Linked DNA regions of Homo sapiens: region 2 is linked to region 1. Evidence: read pairs that join two places in POLR2A ChIA-PET (ENCODE). Cell type or tissue: GM12878. All regions are shown on one strand. Each heading gives the region's core, and the rest is flanking DNA. Links, peaks and the distances in the headings are about the cores only. Region 1 has its middle 67 kb from the start of BRD1. Region 2 overlaps LOC105377205 (a long non-coding RNA gene).

Evidence for each region. Peaks named below come from ENCODE experiments on the same cell type or tissue, not always from the same donor. Only the 100,000 strongest peaks of a DNase experiment are listed, where the experiment ranks them.
Region 2: POLR2A ChIA-PET joins it to region 1 with 9 read pairs; 4 of 35 experiments call an interaction of 5 or more read pairs at or near these places.

The regions. Positions count from the first base shown.
Region 1 is chr22:49,759,685-49,762,589 of GRCh38, forward strand. No RefSeq gene overlaps it. Among named protein-coding and RNA genes, the nearest start is that of BRD1, 67 kb to the right of the region's middle. RefSeq lists an enhancer at 621-920. In GM12878, for the core only: no CTCF peak of the experiment used is centred there; DNase peaks (open chromatin) are centred at 847, 1,247 and 1,677; H3K27ac peaks cover 1,626 bases.
Region 2 is chr22:49,837,808-49,840,712 of GRCh38, forward strand. All of the region lies in intron 2 of LOC105377205 (a long non-coding RNA gene), which reads right to left. Among named protein-coding and RNA genes, the nearest start is that of BRD1, 11 kb to the left of the region's middle. RefSeq lists a silencer at 1,229-1,278. In GM12878, for the core only: no CTCF peak of the experiment used is centred there; a DNase peak (open chromatin) is centred at 1,204; H3K4me3 peaks cover 649 bases.

The DNA.
Region 1 (2,905 bases), core at 266-2,765:
AAAAAATAGAAAATTGCAAGTGTTGGTGGCGATGTGGGGAAATTGGAACCTCGTAAACTGCTGGTGGGAAAGTAAAATGATGCAATTGCTTTGGAAATCAATCCAGCGGCTCCTTAAAATGTTAAACAGGGCTGGGCACAGTGGCTCACACCTGTAATCCCAGCACTTTGGGAGGCCAAGACTGGCAGATCACCAGAGGTCAAGAGTTTGAGAACAGCCTGGCCAACATGGTGAAACCCCATCTCTACTATAAATACAAAAATTAGCCTGGTGTGGTAGTGCACGCCTGTAATCCCAGCTACTCCGGAGGCTGAGGCAGGAGAATCATTTGAACCCAGGAGGTAGAGGTTGCAGTGAGCTGAGATTGCATCGCTGCACCCCAGCCTGGGTAACAAAATGAGACTCTGTCTCAAAAAATAAAAATGTTAAACAGAGAGTTAATGTATAACCATGCAATTCACTCCTAGGCATATGCCCAAGGGAAATAAAAACATACATCTAAAAAAACATATATGCAGAGAGATAATGATGGCTGACAGGCACAGATAGTATGTACCTCCTCCATGGAGAGATCATGATGGCTGACAGGCACAGATAGTATGTACCTCTTCCATGGAGAGGAACAAAATAGTAAATAGATGTGCACATTTTGAACAGACCATCCCAGAGAGAATGCTAGGATTCACCAGAGATGAGACAGGAAGCACCAGAAGGAAGTAAGGAGAGGGCTCACGGCAGCTTGCCCAGCCAGGAACTGACAGCCTCCAGGTGGGAGTCTCCTGGACATGCCTAAACATGCCTCGGGCCCGACATATGGAGCTGCCTGAACATTACACAGAGACGTCACTCCAGAAAAGGGAACCCACAAAGAACCTCACAGGCATTGAAACCTGGAGCAGCCTCAGCTGAGGCCGTTTTGAGAGCCTCACTACCAGGGATCTAACAACATGGCTGTAGCCACTGCACTGCTCCAAGGAGACAGGGGAGACTGGGCACTACCACACACTCCTGGGAGGTGCCCTGTCACCTTGCTGTGGTCTGCTGTTGGGACCGATGCATGAGCAGACCACACTCCACACAACTTCTTACCCAAGCTGCTTGCCTAGGAGAAACCCCACCCACTCTGGTCTCAGGCCCAAGGCACCAATTGGAGAGTTGAGCACTGAACTGCACCCTGACCTCGGCCTGAGCTTGGGCTGAAACCACTGCAGCTGTTACTCAACCAAGAAAAGACAGGGAAACTAGGCTACCTTATGTATGTCTAGGACAAGACCCACTGCCCTGCAATAGGTTGCCGTGAGACTGAGATCCAACCAGACCACACTTCCTGCAGCGTCCTGCCCATGCTGTTTGCCTGGGAGGAGCCCCGCCCTCCCTGGTCTCAGGCCCGAGGCACCAATTTTAGAGTTTAACGCAAAGCTGTGCCCTGCCCTCAGGCCAAGTTTGACTTGACATGGCTGCAGCTGCTGCCCAGTCAAGGAAGGACGGGGAAGCTAGGCTCTCCTACACATACTCAAGACAAGACCCACTGCCCTGCTATGGGCAGCTGCAGGACTGGGGACTTCCCCTACCCAACCCATCGCAGCTTCCAGCAACAAGAACACAGACTGTTTGGATCCCAGTGGGTTGCTTCACCACCACTGCCGCCATCACCCAAACCACAGCAGCTGCCCCGTTGGTAGCGATGGGGTGAATGTGCTTATTTTTAGGCTCTAGAGCAGCTTACACTGGCTGCAGCGTTGGTGGGTCCTGGGGCTGATTCTTGGGCCTCCAGGTGGCTTGCTTAGAAGCTAGTAGTGGGAGCAGTGGGCCCAGGATGTGGTTTAGGTGAGGGTTGAAATATTACCTATTGGGTACAGTGTTCACTGTTCTGGTGATGGGTACACTAAAAGCTCTGACTTCAGCACTATGTCATGTATACATGTAAGAAACCTGCACTTGTATCCCCTAAATATATTTAAAACTTTAAAATTTAAAAAAAAATCACCTGGGCCGGGCGCGGTGGCTCACGCCCATAATCCCAGCACTTTAGGAGGCCAAGGCAGGCGGATCACCTGAGGTCAGGAGTTCAAGAACAGCCTGGCCAACATGGTGAAACCCCATCTCTACTAAAAATACAAAATTAGGTTATGGTGGCACATGCCTGTAATCCCAGCTACTTGGGAGGCTGAGGTAGGAGCATTGCTTGAACCCAGGAGATGGAGGTTGCAGTGAGCCGAGATTGCGCCACCGCACTCCAGCCTGGGCAACAAGAGCAAAATTCCATCTCAAAAAAAAAAAAAATCATCTGTACCCACACCCCCTCACATTTGTACACACCCACACACAATTTTGTTCTCCCAGGTGAATGATTCAACAGCCAGCCCCAGACTGCGTATGATGTTACCCTCCCATATTTTAGCATGTATCTCTAAAATAAAAGGATTCTAAATAAAGATAACCATGATATCGCTAGCAAACCTAACATTTTTATTAAACAATCGTTCCTGTCATCGAATATCTTGTCAATGGTCAAATTTCCCCAGTCATCTCATATATTGGATCAAATAGGGATCCAAACATTGTCTACACTTTCCAGTCAAATCTTTAAGGAGATCTCAGTAACTGCCCAAATTTTATAAACTCAATTTCACGTTTAACCACAGCTTTATCACTTCAATTTTCTTTTAAAATGTAGATTCTGAATGGCTGGTAGTCTAAGCTTGTCTGGGCCCTGAAGCTCCCCTTGGTTTCAAGTGTGAAGTGACATCAGCCCACACCTTCAGGTTGAATAAGTCTATCTTACAATCTAGTTAAGAAAAACTAGCTAGGCCTTTTAAAAATGTTTTTATTCTTTCTTGTCAGGGAGTAGACTTTATATTCTGCCCTCCAGAATATAGAGTTTATTTATGGTAACACTGTTTAT
Region 2 (2,905 bases), core at 255-2,754, 78 kb after region 1:
ATGAACAGGTTCTAAAACTGACTATGGTTAGGACCGCACAGCCCTGTGAATACACTAGAAACATTTCATTGAACTTGTTTTTGAGACGGGGACTTGCTCTGGTACCCAGGCTGGAGTAAATCACAGCTGCTGTAATCACAGCTCACTGCAACCTTGAACTCCTGGGCTCAAGGGATCCTCCCATATCAGCCTCCTGAGTAGCTGGGACTAAGGATGCGCACCACCACACCCGGCTAAGTTGTTTTTTTTTTTTTTTTTTTAATTTTTTTGTAGAGACAGGGTCTCGCTTTGTTGCCCAGGCTGGTCTCAAACTCCTGGACTCAAGCACTTCGCTCTCCTCAGCCTCCCAAAGTGCTGAGATTATAGGCAGGGGCCACTGCACCTGGCCTGTCCATTTTAAGTATACAGTAAACTGCATGGTATGTCTGTGAATTCTTTATCAATGAGGCTATTTTAAAATCCATAGAATAAATAATTACATAAATAGGCCGGGCGCGGTGGCTCACGCCTGTAATCCCAGCACTTTGGGAGGCCGAGGCGGGCGGATCACGAGGTCAGGAGATCGAGACCATCCTGGCTAACACGGTGAAACCCCGTCTCTACTAAAAAAAAAATAGAAAAAAATTAGCCGGGCGTGGTGGCGGGCGCCTGTAGTCCCAGCTACTCGGGAAGCTGAGGCAGGAGAATGGCGTGAACGCGGGAGGCGGAGCTTGCAGTGAGCCGAGATCGCGCCACTGCCCTCCAGCCTGGGCGACAGAGCGAGACGCCATCTCAAAAAAAAAAAAAAAAGTACAGAAATAAAAATTAAAAGTAAAACCAGAGACTTCTAGCTCAAGAGGAGATGGAACGGACTCATCTCTCCGTGCTCCTCCAGCTACACACACCTTTCAGCACTGGGAGCCAGTACAGCAGACAATTGCAGGCCTCGAAGTGGGGGGAAGAGGGGAACCGGCCGGTGGGGACCGCGGACTGGAAAAAGCGCGGCCGCCTGGAGCCTCCCATCCCCGCCCGGCAGTGGAAGGCAGTCCAGGCCCAGTATCTCCTGACCCAAAGTGGTGCAAGGGGGTCCAGGCCTAGGGCCTCCTCTCCTCCCCTCGCCTCTCCCCACGCCTCCCCAGTAGCTGGGGGAAGCCCCACAGCCCTCCCATAGGGGAATCTGCAGAGGCGGAGCCGGAACTTGCTGGCACCAGGTCCGCCCACTCCCCACCTAACAGCTCGGAGAAGCCTGGAGAGGCGCCTCTATCCCCACCGGCAGCAGCAGCCTAATTACGTAGACGCCTAAATAGCAGATCTAGTAGATAAACTCAATTCTTGTAGGAACCACAACCCACAAAAGTAGGCCAGGATGTGCTGCACCTCAACAGGGTGACTGCCTGCTGAAATAGCAGGTTTAAGTAGGATTCAGAGTCTGCTGCTGATATACAAACTGTCCAGATGACGATTCCACAATCATGCATCACACCAGGAGCCGGGAGACTCATAACTTGACTAAGAAAAGACAAATAACGATGCCAACACCGAGATAAATCAGGTATCGGATTATCCGAAAATGATTGTAAAGCAGCCCTCACAAAAATGCTTCAACAAGCATTTACAAACTATCTTGAAACAACTGAAAAATAGAGAAAAAAAGTTTTTGGTTTTTTTTTTTTAATGAAATCGGGGTGTGGGGAATGAGGGTAGGCGGCTGAGGCAACAGAATCGCTTGAGCCTGGGAGGCTGAGGCTGCAGTGAGTCATGATCGCACCGCTGTACCCCAGCCTGGGTAACAGAGAGAGACTCTGTCTCAGAAATAAAGAAAGAAAAGAAAAGAAAAAAGAACCAGATGGAAATTGTAGTGTCGAAAAGTACAATAAACCAAACTAAAAAACTCACTGAATGGGCTCAATAGCAGCATGAATATGACAGAGGAAAGAATCCATGAGCTGGAAGACAGAACAATAGAAGTAACCCAATCTGAAAAAAAGATGGAAAATAGACTGAAAAAAACTGATGGAACATAGCCTCAGGGACCTGTGGGACTATTTTTAAAAATCTAGGCCAGGCGTGGTGGCTCACACCTATAATCCCAGCACTTTGGGAAGCTGAGGAGGGCAGATCACCCGAGGTCAGGAGTTGGAGACCAGCCTGGCCAACATGGTGAAACCCTGTCTCTACTAAAAATACAAAAATTAGCTGGGCACAGTGGCTCTTGCCTCTAATCCCAGCACTCTGGGAGGCCAAGGTGGGCAGATCACCTGAGGTCAGGAGTTCGAGACCAGCCTGATCAACATGGCAAAACCCCATCTCTACTAAAAATACAAAAATTAGCCAGGCATGGTGGCAGGCGCCTGTAATCCCAACTACTTGGGAGGCTGAGGCAGGAGACTCACTTGAACCCAGGAGGCAGAGGTTGCAGTGAGCCGAGATTGCACCACTGCACTCCAGTCTAGGTGACAGAGCAAGACTCTGTCTCGAAAATAAATAAATAAATAAAAATCTAAATTTTGTGTCATTGATGTTTAAGATGGAGAGGAGAAAGAGCATGGAGCTGAAAAAAATATGTGAAGAATGAACAACAAAATCTTCCCAAATTTGGCCAAAGACATAAACCTCTAAAGTCAAGAAACTCAGAAAACCCAAATAAGAGAAATCCAAAGAAATCTATGCCGCACACATCGTGATTAAACTTCTGGGAACTAATGACAAAGAAAAAACCCTTGAAAGCTGGCAGAGAAACAACACATTGCCTATGGGGAAGAACATAGCTTTGTATTGGAAACCACCGAGGCCAGAAACAAGTGGTCTGGTGTTTCTCACGTGCCGAAAGAACTATCAGCCACGGATTCTATGTGGAGTGAAAATGTCCTTCGGGAACAAAGAGAAATAAAAAAAATTCACAGACCAAGGCACATGAAAAGAATTT